Regions from separate parts of the Homo sapiens genome. Here region 1 is linked to region 2. A link is a loop called in an ENCODE intact Hi-C map of the cell type or tissue named here. Cell type or tissue: Calu3. All regions are shown on one strand. Each heading gives the region's core, and the rest is flanking DNA. Links, peaks and the distances in the headings are about the cores only.

Region 1 (16,884 bases), core at 8,072-10,571, 670 kb before region 2:
TGCTTTCACTTGAGATCAGCCTGAGAGCCAGCCAACTCTTACGCCTAAGTGCCATGTACGGGACTTCAGCCTGAACTGTACCACAGAATAAAAAACCTGCCACCAGAAGGGCTTAATGTTAGTCCATGAGTTATTGTGTTAGCTTACATGTCTAATACATTGTTACAACAAGCAACATCTGAGAAAGCCAGTGAACAGAAGCTATTCCCAACAGAGGAACCCATACAGAGCATTGGACCCCTGAAAGCACCCAGCAACAAAGCCAAATGATCACACACAACATACACCATAGTCATATCTTCAAGGGAAAAAAGAATAAAAGAATAAAAAGTCCCACCCAAACAATAGTAAATTCAAAATTAAGAAGCAACAGCTCCCTCAGATGAGAAGGAATTGGCACAAGAACTCTGACAGTACAAAAAGCCAGAGTGTGTTGACACTTCCAAAATAACACACCAGTTCTCTAGCAATGGATCCTAAACAAATTCAAAAGTCTGAAATGATGAATAAAGAATCCAAAATTGAACAAATTGCAAGAAAACTAAACAAGGCCACACTTCCATCAGATCCTAAATGAAATGATAGTTGTGCACCCATGGTGGGCTACTGCCTTGCCCAGTGTCTCTTTGCCCTTGAGTCATCTCATCAAACATTCCTACATACCCACAAGTGCTCTGGCTTTGGCAAGCACAGGAAACCAGTAGCTCCCTGGGGAGCTGTGGGACCCTTTGGAGATCTAACCAAATGAATGGATTGCAAGAAAACAAGGTCCAAGGGAAAGTTAAAACCCAATACAAAGAAACCAGATAAATGACTCAGGATATGAAAAATGAGACAACTATATTAAGAAAAAACAAATAAAACTTATGGAATTCAAAAACCCACTAAAGAATTTTTTAAAAACAGTTAGAAGCTTTAACAATAGACTAGACCAGGCAGAAGGAAGGGATTTCAGAGCTTGAAGACCAGTCTTTGGAAAAATTTTTAAAAAAGGAATTTTAAAAAAGCCTCAAGAAATATGGGATTATGTAAACTGTTGAACCTACAACTTATTGGCATTCTTGAGAGAGAAGAAAAAGCAAGAAACTTGGAAAACATTTTATAGAATAATTCAGGACAATTTCCCTAATCTTGCTAGAGAAGTAGACAACCAGGTATAAGAAATTCAGAGAACATATATGAGATACCACACAAGATGACCATCCCCAAGGAATACAGTTATCAGACTATCCAAGAAAAGGTGAAAGAAAAAATATTAAAAGTTTATAGAGAAAAGAAAGGAGCCAAATTACCTATAAAGAAAATCCCATCAGACTAACAGTAAACTTTTCAGCAGAAATCTTATAAGACAAGTAGATTGGAGCCTATTTTTAGCCTACCTAAAGAAAACATATGCCAGCCAAGAATGTCATATTCTGCCAAAGTAAGCTTCATAAATGAAGAAGAAATAAAGGCTTTCCTAGACAAGCAAACACTAAGGGAATTAATTACCACCAGACTGGCCCTATAAGAAATGCACAAAGGAGTTCTAAACATTGAAACAAGAGAGTAATACTTGCTACATAAAAGCACACATAAGTACGAAGCTCACAGATCCTATAAAGCAATTACACAATTGAAACTGCAAAGCAACTAGCTAACAACATGACAGGAATAAAACCTTACATTTCAATATTAATCATGAATATAAACAGACTAAATGCTCCACTTAAAAGACATAGAATGGCAAATTGCCTTGAAAAAATAAGACCCAAACTTATGCTGCCTTCAATAACACCCACAGGCTCAAAGTAAAGGGATGGAGAAAGATCTATCATGTAAATGGAAAACAAAAAAGGGTGAGGTTGCTATTCTTGTATCAGATTAAATAGAGTTTAAGCCAAAATTAAATAAACTTTACCAAAGCAGTGAAAAAAAGACAAAGGAGGGCATTATATAGTGATAAAGAGTTTGATTTGACAAGATTTAGCTATGCTAAATGTATATTCACCCAAAGTCAGAGCACTTAGATTTATAAAACAACTACTACTAGACTTACTAAAAGGGATAGATGGTCATACAATAGACAGCCTGTCAATAGAGATAGTCATGCAATTATAGTAAGGAACTTTAATACCCCACTTACAGCACTAGACAAATCACTGAGGCGGAAAACTAACAAAGAAACTTTGAATGTAAATTAGACTCTTGACAAAATGAACCTAATAAACATCTACAGAAGACTTCACCCAGCAACCACAGAATAAACTTTTTTTCACATCTGTGCATAAAACATTCTCTACAATTGATCACGTGCTCTGTTATAAAGCAAGTCTCAATAAATTAAAAAAAGAACCTGAAATCATGTCAAGCATGTCCTTGGACCACAGTAGAATAAAATTAAAAATCAATTCCAAGAGGAAACCTCAAAAACCACACAGTACATGGGAACAAAACAACTTGCTCCTGAATGACTTTTGGGTAAGCAAAAAAATTAACCAGAAACCAAAAAATTTTTGAAACAAATGAAAATAGAGATAAAACATATGCAAACCTCTGGGATCCAGAAAAAAGCAGCATTAACAGGAAAGTTTATCATGCTAAATGCCTACATAAAAAGTTAGAAATATCTCAAATTAATAGCACTAACATCATACCTAAAGGAATTAGAAAAACAAGAACAAACCAAATCCAAGGCCAGTAGAAGAAAATACATAATGAAGATTAGAGCAGAACCAAATGAAATTGAGACCGAAAAAGCCATACAAAAGATTAATGAAACAAAAAGTTGCCTCTTCAAAAGGATAAATAAAATTGACTGATAGCCAGATTAGCTAAGAAAAAAAGAGAAAAGAGTCAGATAAGTATAATCAGAAGTGACAAAGGTGACAATACAACTGATACCAGAGAAATATAAAAGATCTTCAGAAACTACTAATGACATCTATGCACAAAACCTAGAAAATCTAGAGGAAATGGATAAATTACTGAAAACACTCAATTCCCTACTATGAACATCTGTGCACATAAACTAGAAAATTTAGAGGAAGTGGATAAATTCCTGAAAACATTCAGCTCCCTACTGTGAACAACTGTGCACATAAACTAGACAATTTAGAGGAAGTGGATAAATTCCTGAAAACACTCAACTCCCAAGCTTGAACCAAAGAAATAAAAATCCTGAACAGACTAATAATGAGTTATGAAAATGAATCAATAATAAATCTACCAACCAAAACCAGCAGTGAACCAAACAGATTCATAGCTGAATTCTATTAGATGTTCAAAGAAGAACTGGTACCAATCTTACTGAAACTATTCCAAAAAACCAAGGAGGAGGAATTCCTACCTAACTTATTCTACAAAACCAGTATGATGTTGATACCAAAATCTGGCCAGGACACAACAAAAAAAGAACATTACAGGCCAATATCTCTGACTAGCACAGATGCAAAATCCTCAACAAAATATTACCAAACCAAATCCAACAGTATGTCAAAAAGATAATTCATCATGATCAAGTGGGTCTTATTCCTGGAATGCAAGGATTGTTCAACACATGCAAAACAATAAATGTGGTTAGCCACATAAGCAGAATCAAAAGCAAAAACCATACGATCATTTCAATAGATTCAGAAAAAGCATTTGATAAAATTCAACATCTCTTCATGATGAAATCCCAAACAAACTAGGCATTGAATGAACATACCTCAAAATAACAAGAGCCATTTATGACAAACCCACAACCAACATCATACAGAATGGACAAAAGTTGAAAGAATTCCTCCTAAGAGCTAGAAAAAGACAAGGATGTCCACTCTTACTACTCCTATTTCACAAAGTACTGGTAGTCCTAGCCAGAGCAATCAGATGAGAGAAAGAAATACAAGGCATCCAAATAGGAAAAGAGGAAGTAAAATTATCTCTGTTTGCTGACAACATGATTCTATACCTAGGAATTCCTAGAGATTCCTTCAAAAGACTTCTAGACCTGATAAACAAATTCAGTAAAGTTTTGGGATACGAAATCAGTGAACAAAAATTAGTGGGATTTCTATACACCAATAATTTTCAAATCAAGAACAAAATCAAGAACCCAATTTCATTTACAATAGCCTCACACACAAAATACAATACTTAGGAATATATTTAACCAAGGAGGTGAAAGACCTTTACACAGAAAACCACAGAACATTGATGAAAGAAATTACAGATGACACAAACAAATGGAAAATCATTCCATGCTCATGGATAGAAAGGATCAATATTGTTAAAATGACCATAATGCCCAAAGCTGTCTATAGATTCAATGCAATTATTATCAAATTACCAGTGTGTTTTTTCACAGAATTAGAAAAAAAAATCCCAAAGTTCTTATGGAACCAAAAAGAGCCTGAATAGCCAACGCAATTCTAATCAAGCAGAGAAACAAACAAACAAACAACCCCCACCCCCCAAAAAAGCAAAAGCAAAAGCAAAGCCAAAAACAAACCAAAAACAACCACAAAAAAAACCAAAGCTGGAGCCATCTCTTTACCAGACCTTGGACTGTAGTATAAGGCTGTAGTAATCAGAACAGCATAGTACTGCTACAAAAATAGACACACAGATCAATGGAACAGAACAGAAAACCCAGATATAAAGCCACACACTTAACAACTAACTGATCTTCAAAAATGTTGACAAAGATAAGCAATGAGGAAAGGACTCCCTATTCAATAAATGGTGCTGGGAAACTGGCTAGTGATATGCAGAAGAATGAAATTGGACCCCTAGTTATTACTGTATACAAAAGTTAACTCAAGATGGATTTAAGACTTAAATGTAAGACTTAACTATAAAAATCCTAGAAGTAAACCTAGGAAAAACTCTTCTGGAAATTGGCCTATGCAAATCATTTATTGCTAAGACCTCAAAAGAAAATAGAACAAAAACAAAAATAGACAAATGGGACTTAATTAAACTAAAAACATTCTGCACAGCAAAAGAAACAACAGATTAAACAGACAGCCTACAGAATGAAAGAGTATAGCAAACTATTCATCCAACAGATTAATATCGAGAATCTATAAGGAACTTCAATAAACAAGAAAAGAAAAAAGTAACTTCATTGAAAAGTGACAAAGAACATGAACAGACATTTCTCTTGTATGTAGAAGACATACAAGCAGCTAACAAACATGTAAAAAGATGCTCAACATCTGGAATCAGCAGAGAAATGCAAATCAAAACTGCAATGAAATGTTTATCTTACTCTAGTCAAAATGGCATTATCAAAAAATCAAACAATAACAGATGTTGGTGAGGATGCAGAGAAAAGGGGTCATTTATACACTTGTGGGAATGTTAAGGAGTTCAACCCTTATGGGAAACAGTATGGAGATTTTGCAAAGAACTGAAAACAGAACTACCATTTGACCCAGAAATCCCACAACTGGGTATCTTCCCAAGGAAAATAAATCATGTTATCAAAAAGACACTTGCACTTGTATGTTTGTTGCAGTACTATTCATAATGGCGAAGTCATGGAATCAATCTAAGTGACCGACAACAGTGGATTAGATTTAAAAAATGTGGCACATATACACCGTAGAATACTACACAGCCATATAAAGAATGAAATTTTGCAGCAGCGTGGACATAGTTGGAGGCCACTGTGCTAAGTGAATTAACATTTAAACAGAAAATCAAATACTACACCATCTCACCTATAAGAGAGAGCCAAGCAATAAGTACACAGGGTTATACATATGAAAATGATAGATACAGGGAACTCCAAAATTGGGGAGAGAAGCCTGGGGGAAAGGGCTGAAAAACTACCTATTGGGTACAATGTTAAATATTTGGGTGATAGGTTCACTAGAAGCCAAAAACGCAGCATTATACAGTACACCCATGCCACAAACCTGCACAGCTATCCCCTGAATGTAAAAACAAAGAGAAAACTAAGTAAGCAAAGCATAAAAATGGGACCAATAATATCTTCTTTTTATTAGTTTTGATTGTTCTAAAGGTAAGAAGGGATGGCACATAAAGTGCCTATCAAATATTGCTCGGTTCATGATAAGAATAGTAATAATGGTAGTCACAAAAAGAGTCATAACTTCAACAACAATGATGATGATGACAACTAGAACAATTAAGATATTTATTATAGCTTTGAGAAGATTTTAGAATTTTATGAAGTCATTTTTCAAGTAGTGTAAGCTTTCTGTTTGGCAAAAGGTTTTGCTTCCTTTATGTTATAATAATGGATCTTTTGCCAGGCATGGTGGCTCACGACTGTATTTCCAGCTACTTGGGAGACTGAAGTGGGAGGATTGCTTGAGTCTGGGAGTTCAAGACCAGACTAGGCAACATAGTGAGACCCATATAAAAAAAAAGATTTTTCAATTCAAAGTTAATGTTACTAAACATATCAAAAATTGTTTAGTCTTATGCTCTGTGTGGACATGGAAAATAAAAGATGAATAGTGAATTTGTTTTCTTTTTAAAAAAGTTGTATAGACATCAAGACACTCCCACCCTTTTTTGAGTAGCTGTATCACTTTTGAGATTCTGCACGTATATTGAGAAGCTCAAAATAAAAAGCCTGGTTTATAGAATTTTTAGTGGTGAGGACCAAGTTAGAGCTGGCTAGAAGGTTCCCTGCCAAGAGAACTGCAGATGAGCGATTCCCTAGATTAGCACTGAAGTGGGAATAGGGGAAGTGTTTCCAACTGCCTAAGATAAAAAAGCTGAAGCTTAAACATTTTTAATGTTCAGAAAGCTGACACAAGATTACCAGTGCTATACAAATTAAATTATTTTCTTATTTTCTTACTCCTGTGCTTGCCCCCAATGTCTACTCCAAAGGACCAGCAGAAATCTTGCAATCTGGGATAGAAGGAGTGAAACTAAAATGGAAAAAGAGTAATCTGATTACTCCCACCCTTCCTGACTCCTACATATCCCATCTAGGATTTTAAACCAAGATTAAAGTTTTTCAATTGTATGGTCATGGGCATTTAAATCATTAAACAAGTCTTTATTTTGTGGTGTGGAATGACTGTATACAGTTTGTTTTGCCTAGCAGGGAAGAGAAAAGTCAGTGCATCTGCCTGAGTTTTCATTTAGAGAGGTAAGAGAAGAATTGGTTCTACTACTAAACATATCTTTATTCTCTTTCCAAATAATACAAGGACTCCAGAAGATTGAATTCCCCAGTGGACAAGTCTTTGTTATGAATATTTTAATTTTATTATATTGCCTGCTCTTTTGTAGTTGGATGGAGTTACATGACTAATTCTGACCAATGGGCTATGATTGGAAGTGGTGACATATGTACTTCTATGTATATTCCCATGTGTTTTCTTTCCCAACCATGACATCTTGAGAGACTATATGTTTCAGTTGTACAGCTGCATGAAGACGGAACTCTATTAGCCTTGGTACCACTGTGACTTTTTGGAGCAGATTCTCTTAGTGACTGTTGTTGGTTATGTAGTTTGAGTGAAAAAAAGACCTCGTTATGTTAAGCCACTGAGCTTTCGGGGTTGATGTATTGCCCTAATATAACTAGCCTGTTCTGAATAACAAATACACAAATATATCATTTTTTTACGCTCTTCATTCTTTCTTGCATCTCAGATTTTCCATTTAGGGTTACTTTCCTTTCCTCTGAAGTACATCTATTATCTCCTTTGATGTATGTTTATTGGTAGTAGAGTAGTTCCCCTTTATTCACAGGGCATGTTCCAAGACCTCCAGTGGATGCCTGAAACCACAAATAGAACTGAGCCCTAGATATGCTATGTTTTTCCCTATACTTGAATATTTATAATAAAGCTTATAAATTAGACACAGTAAAAGATTAACAACAATAATAAAATAGAACAATTATCAGCAATTTACTGTCATAAAAGTTATGTGAATGTGGCCTCTGTCTCTCAAAACGTGTTATTGTACCGTCTGTACCCGCCCTTCTTCTTGTAATGACGTGAGATGAAATGACTATGTGATTGAGATGAATTGATGAAACAGGATGGAAAGAGGTTTCATCACACCACCTAGAATGGCATGCAATTAAAAAATTGTAAATAGTTTGTTTCTGGAATTTTCCATTTAATATTTTCTGACCATGATTCACTGTGGGTGATGGAAGCCGTGGAAAGTGAAACACTGGATAAGAGGACTACTCTACATATTTTGTTGATCTTTACATATGTAAAACCTAGTTGACTAAACTGAGAGTGCTTAAATTCCCACAGTGTTTGTGTTTGCTTTTGCTAGAGCCAGGTGATGTTCCCCGTCTTATGCTACTCCAGCCCCTTCTACCATCACTGATTCAATCCTAAAATTTTAGGTTGTGTGTTTTCAACTAATTAACACTTTTATATCAGCATTTGTTTCAGGGTAACTCCACCTGTTATGTGTTCTCAAAGTTTACCTAGAGTTTACAAAATCTTTCAGCACTGCATCTTTGTCACATTAGTGGGTAAAGTATGAGGTCCCAGCCCTTCTCCCTAACCACTTTATCTTTTTGCTCTGCATATTTGAGGAACATTACACATGACTTCTCTCTGGGCCTCACGGGAGAAAAGAGTGTCTTAAAAATTTATAAAGCTTTTGAAGTTCTAAAACCTTGGAATTGGAAGATTAGAAATTTTTACTACCTTGTGTAATTTTATTTTGATATGTTAAGTTTCTTGATTACTTCCTTCTTGAAAAATTTATAACCTCCTACATGGAGGAGAACTCAGAGATCATTTTGTAAAATAATTTCAATTTAAAGATGAGGAAGTGTGAGCTTGTTGTGTTAATGTGGCTTGCCAAGATCACACAGAGGGAAACACAGGCTTGCTATGTTTTACCTGAGAGAAAGTTAGAGAGACTGATTAAATTTAGGCTTTAGACTATTTATCACTGAGTAGCAGCCTCTTTACCTCAATACTTAGTTGATTAAAATCCAAAAGTTTCCAGTAGCCTTTAAATATCAAGGAATGGACCACTGAGCTAAACAAACGCTGGAAACAAGTTTCAGAGAGTGTTTCCATTTTATATAATTAGTTGTTTCAAAAACTAAGGGAATCAACTTTTAGACTCCCATGCTAGTAGTGACTATGACAGTGTCAGCAGGGGGCAGCCAGCTCCTAAAATTTGGAAACATGCTTCCTTCTTGTCTTTTCTGTTTAAGTTTCCAAATCAGGCTTTATAAAATCAAGTTTCATAAAACACTTTATGAAATAGTGATACTGCTTGGTTAAATATAAGAAGAACATTCTGCTTTAACTTCAGCTATTCCAAGGCCAACTGGTACACTGAAAGTCAATTCTGACACTAACCACCCAGAGATAGTGTCAAACCAGACAAATTTAAGGCCAGGGTCCCCAACAAGACCACCCCCACTTTAGATGCCAGACACAAGTTAAGGGGGTTCTCAGGTTACCTACACTTCTGATTAACTGGGTGTAAAGTTGGGGATTCCAATGACTCCCTTCAGATGTAATAATTCACAGGAATGACTCAGAGAACTCAGGAAAGTGCTGTATTTTTTTATCTTTTTTGTAAAATTATACTTTAAGTTCTAGGGTACATGTGCACAATGTGCATGTTTGTTACATAGGTATACATGTGCCATGTTGGTTTGCTGCACCCATCAACTCATCATTTATATTAGGTATTTCTCCTAATGCTAATCCTTCCCCCAGCCCCCACCCCCCAACAGGCCCTGGTGTGTGAGTGATGTTCCCCTCCTTTTGTCCCTGTGTTCTCATTGTTCAACTCCCACTTACGAGCGAGAACGTGCAGTGTTTGGTTTTCTCTTCTTGTGTTACTCTGCTGAGAATAATGGTTTCCAGTTTCATCCATGTCCCTGCAAAGGACATGAACTCATCCCTTTTCATGGCTGCATAGTATTCCATGGTGTATACATGACACATTTTCTTTATCCAGTCTATAATTGATGGGCATTTGGATTGGTTCCAAGACTTTGCTATTGTGAACAGTACTGCATTAAACATACATGTGCCTGTGTCTTTATAGTAGAATTATTTATAATCCTTTGGGTATATACCCAGTAATAGGATTGCTGGGTCAAATAGTATTTCTAGTTCTAGATCCTTGAGGAATCGCCACACTGTCTTCCACAATGGTTGAACTAATTTACACTCCCAGCAACAGTGTGAAAGTGTTCCTATTTCTCTACATCCTCTCCAGCATCTGTTGTTTCCTTACTTTTTAATGATTGCCATTCTAACTGGCATGAGATGATATCTCATTGTGGTTTTGATTTGCATTTCTCTTATGACCAGTGATGATGAGCATTTTTTCATATGACTGTTGGCTGCATAAATGTCTTGTTTTGAGAGGTGTCTGTTCATATACTTTGCCCACTTTTTGATGGGGTTTTTTGGGTTTTTTTTCTTGTAAATTTGTTTAAATTCTTTGTAGATCTGGATATTAGCCCTTTGTCAGATGGATAGATTGCAAAAATTTTCTCCAAATCTGCAGGTTGCCTGTTGACTCTGCTGATAGTTTCTTTTGCTGTGCAGAAGCTCTCTAGTTTAATTGGATCTCATTTGTCTATTTTGGCTTTTGTTGCCATTGCTTTTGGTGTTTTAGTTATGAAGTCTTTGCCCATGCCTACGTCCTGAATGGTATTACCTAGGTTTTCTTCTAGGGTTTTTATGGTTTTAGGTCTTATATTTAAGTCTTTAATCCATCTTGAGTTAATTTTTGTATAAGGTGTAAGGAAGGGATCCAGTTTCAGCTTTCTGCATGTGGCTAGTCAGTTTTCACAGCACCATTTATTAAACAGGGAATCCTTTGCTCATTGCTTGTTTTTGACAGGTTTGTCAAAGACTAAATGGTTGTAGATGTGTGGTGTTATTTCTGAGGCCTCTGTTCTGTTCCATTGGTCTATATATCTGTTTTGGTACCAGTACCATGCTGTTTTGGTTACTGTAGCCTTGTAGTATAGTTTGAAGTCTGGTAGTGTGATGCCTCCAGCTTTGTTCTTTTGGCTTAGGATTGTCTTGGCAATGTGGGCTCTTTTTTGGTTCCATATGAAATTTAAAGTAGTTTTTTCCATTTCTGTGAAGAAAGTCAGTGGTAGCTTGATGGGGATAGCATTGAATCTATAAATTACTTTGGGCAGTATGGCCATTTTCATGATATTGATTCTTTCCATCCATGAGCATGGAATGTTTTTCCATTTGTTTGTATCCTCTTTTATTTCCTTGGGCAGTTGTTTGTTGTTCTCCTTGAAGAGGTCATTCACATCCCTTGTAAGCTGTATTCCTAGGTATTTTATTCTCTTTGTAGCAATTGTGAATGGGAGTTCACTCCTGATTTGGCTTTCTGTTTGTCCGTTATTGGTGTATAAGAATGCTTGTGATTTTTGCACATTGATTTTGTATCCTGAGACTTTGCTGAAGTTGCTTACCAGTTAAGGAGATTCAGGGCTGAGATGATGGGGTTTTCTAAATATACAATCATGTCATCTGCTAACAGAGACAATTTGACTTCCTCTTTTCTTAATTGAATACCCTTTATTTCTTTCTCTTGCCTGATTGCCCTGGCCAGAACTTCCAATACTATGTTGAATAGGAGTGGTGAGAGAGGGTGTCCTTGTCTCGTCCCAGTTTTCAAAGGGAATGCTTCCAGTTTTTGCCCATTCAGTATGATATTGGCTGTGGGTTTGTCATAAATAGCTCTTGTTATTATGAGATACATTCCATCAATAACTAGTTTATTGAGAGTTTTTAGCATGAAGGGCTGTTGAATTTTGTCAAAGGTCTTTTCTGCATCTATTGAGATAATCATGTGGTTTTTGTCATTGGTTCCGTTTATGTGATGGATTACGTTTATTGATTTGTGTATGTTGAACCAGCCTTGCATCCCAGGGATGAAGCCAACTTGATTGTGGTGGAAAAGCTTTCTGATGTCCTGCTGGATTCGGTTTGCCAGTATTTTATTGAGGATTTTCACGTCGATGTTCATCAGGGATACTGGCCTAAAATTTTCTTTTTTTTTGTTGTGTCTCTGCCAGGTTTTGGTATCAGAATGATGCTGGCCTCGTAAAATGAGTTAGGGAGGATTCCCTCTTTTTCTATTGATTGGAATAGTTTCAGAAGGAATGGTACCAGCTCCTCTTTGTACCTCTGGTAGAATTTGGCCGGATCCTGGAATTTTTTTTGGTTGGTAGGCTATTAATTATTGCCTCAATTTCAGAACCTGTTATTGGTTGATTCAGAGATTCAGCTTATTTCTGGTTTAGTCTTGGGAGGGTATATGTGTCCAGGAATGTATCCATATCTTCTAGATTTTCTAGCTTATTTGTGTAGAGATATTTATAGTATTCTGTGATGGTAGTTTGTATTTCTGTGAGATCGGTGGTAATATCCTCTTTATCATTTTTTATTGCATTTATTTGATTCTTCTGTGTTTTCTTCTTTATTAGTCTTGCTAGCAGTCTATCAATTTTGTTGAACTTTTCCAAAAACCAGCTCCTGGATTCATTTATTTTTTGAAGGGTTTTTTGTGTCTCTATCTCCTTCATTTCTGCTCTGATCTTTGTTATTTCTTGTAGTCTGCTATCTTTTGAATTTGTTTGGAAAGTGCTATATTTATGATTACAGTTTTATTACAAAGGATGCAAATCAGGAAAACCAACCCAATGAAGAGATGTATGGGATGAGGTCTGGGAGAAAATGCAGATCTCTTTTCTCTCTTCATGGAATAAGGGCATGTCACCATCCTGGCACATGAATGCTCTCTGGCACGGAAAGTTCCACTGAGCTTTGATGTTCAGAAATTTTATTGGGGTTTCATTGCATAGCTATGATAGATTGAATTATTGGTCACATGTTCGAACTCAATCTCCAGCCCTCCTACCCTCTCCAGAAGTTGGGCTGATATCACATAGTTCATAGTTCTAACCCTCTAATTACATGATTAGGTTTTCCAACATGAGCTGTCCCTGTTAAGAAGCTATCTAGGGGCTGACCATGTGGTGCCTCCTTGGCATAACAAAGATACTGATAAAACTCTGAAAATTTCAAGGATTTAGAGATTTCCTCCTAGGAATCAAGAACACAGTTCAGTAAAATTCCTTATTTTACAAAAGAATCACACAAACATACATATACTCATCTTTGCCAAAGAACATTACTGCTTAATAATAATATTGTAGTTATCATTACTATTATCTGTTGCTATCTGTCATTAAAGAACTAAAAAATCCTATGTCTATGATACACTGTAGAAATTTTTTATATTGAAAATATATACAGAGAGAAATTCTCAAGGAAAATGTTTTGCTATTTGGACAATATACAAAGACTCGGTTCTTGATTAAATATTTTTAAAATTTGTAAATTATGAGAGAGGATGTTCTAAAGCCTGGGATTATATTCAGCTCATGTTAATGATGGGCATTGGGGAAAAATGAGCAAATTATACATAAACCAATAGAGACTATAAAACTTCTGAGTGATCAGTAGTGCAGTGTGTTTAATTAGGCATAAGGAAACTATATTCATGTTTTTTTGACCCTGTCCCTAGCTGGCTGTGCTGTCTTGAAGACCTGGATGCTCTCAATTTCTCTCTTCCATTTCCTACATGTATAAGTCATATACAATTATTATTATAATAATTAAAAATACATATTCTTATTTTAAAAATGTAAAAGTCTTTACATTTGATATATAGTGTCAAAGTGGGGCTAAGGCCGTAACCTCACAGGGTACTGGCACCTTAAGTTGGCAATGGAGTTCCAGATTTCAGTGCCTCAGAGAAATGTAGTCTGAATATATTCCACAAGAGTCAATGGACTGCAGACCATATTTGATATGATTTGGCTCTGTGTTTTCCCTCAAGTCTCATGTTGAATTGTAATCCATGGTGTTGGGGGAGGGGTCTGGTGGGAGGTGACTGAATTGTAGAGGTGGACTTCCTCCTTGCTGTTCTCGTGATAGTGAGTGAGTTCTCATGAAATCTGATTAAGTGTTTGACATCCCCCCTCACCCACCACCCTCAGGCTGCCATGTAAGACATGCCTTGCTTCCTCTTTGCCTTCTGCCATGATTGTAAGTTTCCTGAGGCCTCCAGAGCCATGTGGAACTGTGAGTGAATTACATCTCTTTTCTTAATAAATTACCCAGTCTCAGGCAGCTCTCTCCAGCAGTGTAAAAATGGACTAGTACACTGTGAGTCAATTAAACCTCTTTTCTTCACAAATTACCCGGTCTTAGGTAGTTCTCTGTAGCAGTGTGAGACTGGAATAATACAATATTCCCCTATATATAAATGAAACCTGTGAAACCTCTATTTTTGTGTCTAATTTTGCATTAAGAAACATCATTCTTATGAATGTGAAGGGAGAAAGCAAAAAACTCTAAATGATTAATAATTAGTCAAATACAGGGTATTGACTTCAGTTCTAAAAAGTGAAATCCCTGAAGAGACATAAAACATGCTTCTGAGTTGTGAACGCTTAAAAACTGAGCTGAAACTACTTAAATATTGCCCAAGAGTTGTAAACCCTTAAAAACTGAGCTGAAACTACTTAAATATTGCCCAAGAAGAAAGAAGACGTGGAAGAGAGAAAGAAAAGTAAATTAATGGAAAATAAACACATCAACAAAAATTACAAAGCATATGAACAAATCCAACTCCGTGATACGGATTCTCTGCCATTGCAAATTAACACACAAACATAAAAACAACAGCAAAAAGCAACAAAAGAAAATATTTACTCACAAAAATAGGAAACTAAATAATCTAGAAAGTGCTTCAAGTAAACATGTTTAAAATTCTTGAAGAAATAAAGGAGAAAATAATATCCATAAAACAAAAGTAGGGGTTACTGAAACAAAAGCATACTTGTAAATCATGAAGAAAAAGTTAATAAAATGGAAACAAAAATGAACATTATACTTGAGACAGTTGAAGAAAAAACTTGTAATAGAGAACTTTGAAAATTACTGTGACTACAGCCTAAAAAGAGACACATATATGTATAAATATATGTGTGTGTGTCTATATATGTGTGTGTGTATATATATATATATATAAAACATGTGAGTGTCTGTGTGCGTGTTTGAAATTCAGAGAAATAAAGCATAGATTTAGATTCTCTAGTAAAATCTGTTTCCAGAAAGAGAAGCTAGCAATTTCCAAAATTGAAGAGCGATGTAAGTCTTTATACAGAAAGAATACTCTAAATGCTACATATAATAAAAAAAAAAATCAGGTAGACTGGACCTTATGTCATTAAGATTGCAAACTGTTCAATGAAACAATGGTGAAAAAAACATATTTTGGGACATCTAAAGACTAAAATGTATTATCTTCTCTTGAGAATGTAATTGAAATTTCTGTAAAGGGTATATTTTAGCAACAAGAAAAAAATAAATCCTGAAGAAAAAATTGTGACGCAAGAAAAAATGTTCAGCAAAGGCATTGATAAACATATATTGGGAAAATAAAAAGTAATGACTAAAAATATAATTTTTTGAATATTTAAAATAAAGAAGAACTAACATTGTAGTCAACCATTAGATGAAATGTAGAATAAATAGCTCTTACTTGCTATGTCTTACCTGAGAGAAGGTTAGAGGCACTGATTAAGTCTCAGGTTTTATTAAAATAAATTAAGTAGGAGTGTTAACAAGTTTTAAGGGAAATACCAATAAAGAATTAAAAAAGAAACTGTTTCAATTCCAAAGTAGGCAGGAAAGAAAAAACAGGCAAAGATATAATATGATAATAGAAAATATAAAATAAAATGAATGAAATTTGTTCAACTATAAGTAATCACAGTACATATAAACTTCATTACAAGAAAGAAACTCTAGAAACAACTATAACTTATTTATAGTTGGCACAACCAAAATAAAGTGGCACAAGGCTGTGAACAGAATGTTTATCACTCTGTACTCCCCCTAGTCCCTCCCAGTGCCAATTCATATGTTGAATTCTAAATCTCCAATATGATAGTACTTGGAGATGGAGGCTTTAGGAGGTATCTTAGTCTGTTTGGCTTGTTGTAACAAAATTCCATAGACTGAGTGACTTCTAACAACTGAAATTTATCTCTCATGGTTCTGGAGGCTGGGAAGTCTAAGATCAAAGCATCAGCAGATTTGGTGTCTGGTGAGGGTCTGTTTTCTGGTTCATAGGTGACACCTCCCTGCTCTGTCCTCACGTGATAGAAGAAGCAAGGCAGCTCTCTGGGGCCTCATTTATAAGGGCACTAATCTCATTCATGAAGGTACTGCCTTCATCTAATCACCCCTCAAAGGTCTTACCTCCTAATTTCATCATATTGGTGATTAGGTTTCAACATGTGAATTTTGGAGGGACACAAACATTCAGCCTATAGCAGGAGGAAATTAGGTCATAAAGTTGTAACCCTCATGAATAAGATTATTGCCCTTATAAAAGACACCAGAGAGATGATTGTTCTCTGCTCTCCACCGTGTGAGGATCCAAGAAGATGACCATCTGCAAACCAGGAATCAGGCCATCAACAGACATTGAATCTGCTGGTACCTTGACCTTGGACTTTCCAGCTTCCAAAACAGTGAGAAATAAATGTTTCTTGTTTAGGCTACCCAGTAGATGCCATTCTGTTACAGCAGCCTGAATGCATTAAAACACACAGAAAGATTAAAAAGAAGGGAATGGAAAATAATCACTAGTACCACCTCCATGCTACTCTTGCTACTTTCACAACCATAAGCAACATTTATGGAGTGCTTCCTTTGTTCTAAACATTATTCTAGGACCTTTACACATTTTATCTTACTCATTCTCATTGCAAGCTTAAAGTAAAAAGTAATATAATAGTACTAATACCAGGTGAACAGAGTTTATGAAAATAACATTTCCTCCTTAAGCCATTTTAACCCCATACTAGCT
Region 2 (2,500 bases), core at 1-2,500:
TTTCCGTATCCCCTTCTACCATACATGCTAGCCTCCTCCAGTATCAACATCCTCTACCAGCGTGGTACATTTGTTAAAAATGAACCTATACTGACACATAATCACCCAAAGTCTATAATTTACATAGAATTCCCTCATTTATTAAAAATAAAGTTAAATATTACTCTAAGGCAAATTAAAGAAGGTATTTTTCTTCTATTACAAAAGGTTTCAAGGGAAGAAAAGCCTTCAGAAAAACAATGAAAAGGTTTCAAGGGAAGGAAAGCCTTAAGAAAAACAATGAAAAGGTTTCAAGGGAAGGAAAGCCTTAAGAAAAACAATGAAAAGGTTACAAGGGAAGAGAAGCCTTAAGAAAAACTCTAAATTTGCCATGAAAAAAAATTCACAGTACATATTTTAGATAAATGAGATAAAAATTAGATGAAAATGAAAAGAAAATGAAAAACCAAACATGATAAATTTCATTTAAAACTTGTCAAGTTATCTTTACTTGTTTCAATGGTCTCTTCTTTGATTTTGATACAATAGATGACTTTCACCCTATTTCTATGAAACAACAGTGACATCCAGAGGCCAAGAAAACAGCAATGGTACATAAGCAATCAGCCTCTTTTATTATTACTTAACTAGACAATCAGCTTAGCATTGACAAAATAAAATGCAATCCAACAATATAGTTAAATGTTAACACTTGAGTCTGAAGTACAATTTCAAATGTAATTAAGATAAATTTATGAACGTGTGCTTATATATATTTGAACCTAGTTAACATATATATTCAATTTTGTTAAATTTAAATACTATTTTTACTTTATATGTACTAGGTTGTCTGTAAAATGTATTAAACAATAATTAATTAGGAAAAATATGCAAAAGGAGTATTCTAACAAAACAGTGACTTAAATATCTTACCTTCTATCAAAAGTAGACATTCATTTGAAAGCGGGAGAATACCATTATTTTTCACAAAATGAACTGCTACTTTTCGTCCTTTTTGATTTTTAGTGGTCCAGATTTTTGAATCATATAATGATGTATTTTGTAGCTTGACATCTGGGGTTTTAGTTGCACCATCCTGAAAAATTATATCCAAATCGCCCTCATGTGGAACTTCTTGCCTAAAATTATTGGCAATGAAATGATAGAAATCGATTTTGGTGTAAGCGTGAAGATTTCCATTTAACAAGTTATCAAATTAAAAAGTATCATTCTTACATGTAGATGAGTCAGTTACTTTTTCTTAAATTATGTAAATTATGGAGATAATTCACTTTGCAGAACAAATAACTTTTTTTCAATAGATAATTATTTGATATTTTGTGGGTAAGTATATCCAAATCATATTTACATTAACTACCAGTGATTTCTATGCCTGGTTTTGTGATACAAAGTTACTCATAATTATTTCTAGCATCAATTTTTTTCTCCTCTGTAAAGAATGCTAAATTTCCCAGTAGGAGAAAAAAATGCAGTGGCCCCGTCTTCACTCCAGTTAAATATCCACTTACCACACTTAGGGAGAAGGGCACTTCTAAACTAATAATATTTCCAATTCTGTTTAATAATTAATAATTTTAAGAAGTCATATGGTTAGGTACCATGTAGCAGAAATGGCATCATTTGGAATCAAAAGGTGTATGGCTTTCTTCTGGTTCTGTTGCCAGTTAACTGTGTAACTTTAGACAGTTTCCGTTAATTTCTGAGATAATATCCTTATTTGTTTAAAAAATGATCGCGGAGAGTGGTTTTATTTTACAAAGCTGTATGATTTTACAAAATTCAATAAACCAAAGTTTGATAATATTTGAAGAATTATCTAAAATCCTTATATATACATTTTAATCCCAACCACCATTTCAAGCTCAAATGGGTAAAAACAGTTCCCTCACATTTTATTTAAAGAGATTTTAAAATAAAAAATTTCTTCAAACAAACCCAAATTTTGGATTGGAAAATATATGTATATTAATGAACACAGATACTCACAATTTATAAGCACACAAATACATGGCGATGTACATAGATATTTACACATTGTAGCACATTTTAGTGAAGACTCAATTTAGGGCATCCAAATGCATATAACCATCAATTATCTACATTTTCCAAAACATCATTTTAGATATTCAGAGGAAAAGTAGGCAAATTGCAAAAAGATGAGGAGCTTTTAAAAATGATTTTCAGAATATGTCTTGAGCCGATTATGTAGTAAAAGGATTACAAAACAGTTATATACATTTATTACATATTTATATAATCACTGATGTTCAGAGTAAAGGCACTGAGAAATTCTCAATTACTAAAGAAAATTTAAATTATATTTATTATATTCTAGTTATTAAGCAGGACAGAAGTTTACCAACAAGGCTCTCTTTATCACTTAATTAGATATTTCAAGTAATTACAACTCCTTTCAAAAATTTCAGTTAATAAAGGTTTATATTTCAGAAGATACTTCTGTGACAAATGAGTCTGCCCAAATATATTCATCATTTATTAT

What was found. Hi-C counts contacts between places; a loop is a spot of excess contacts. Peaks named below come from ENCODE experiments on the same cell type or tissue, not always from the same donor. Only the 100,000 strongest peaks of a DNase experiment are listed, where the experiment ranks them.
Region 1: it touches region 2 in a loop (5-fold over the local background); 6 of 110 quality-filtered maps call a loop at or near these places.

The regions. Positions count from the first base shown.
Region 1 is chr7:124,162,180-124,179,063 of GRCh38, forward strand. No RefSeq gene overlaps it. Among named protein-coding and RNA genes, the nearest start is that of TMEM229A, 140 kb to the left of the region's middle. In Calu3, for the core only: CTCF peaks have their summits at 9,090 (motif pointing right) and 9,387; a DNase peak (open chromatin) is centred at 9,102.
Region 2 is chr7:124,840,061-124,842,560 of GRCh38, forward strand. It overlaps POT1 (protection of telomeres 1), which reads right to left. Exons shown (of 19, transcript NM_015450.3): 14 at 913-1,118. Among named protein-coding and RNA genes, the nearest start is that of LINC03043, 51 kb to the left of the region's middle. In Calu3, for the core only: no CTCF peak of the experiment used is centred there; no DNase peak of the experiment used is centred there.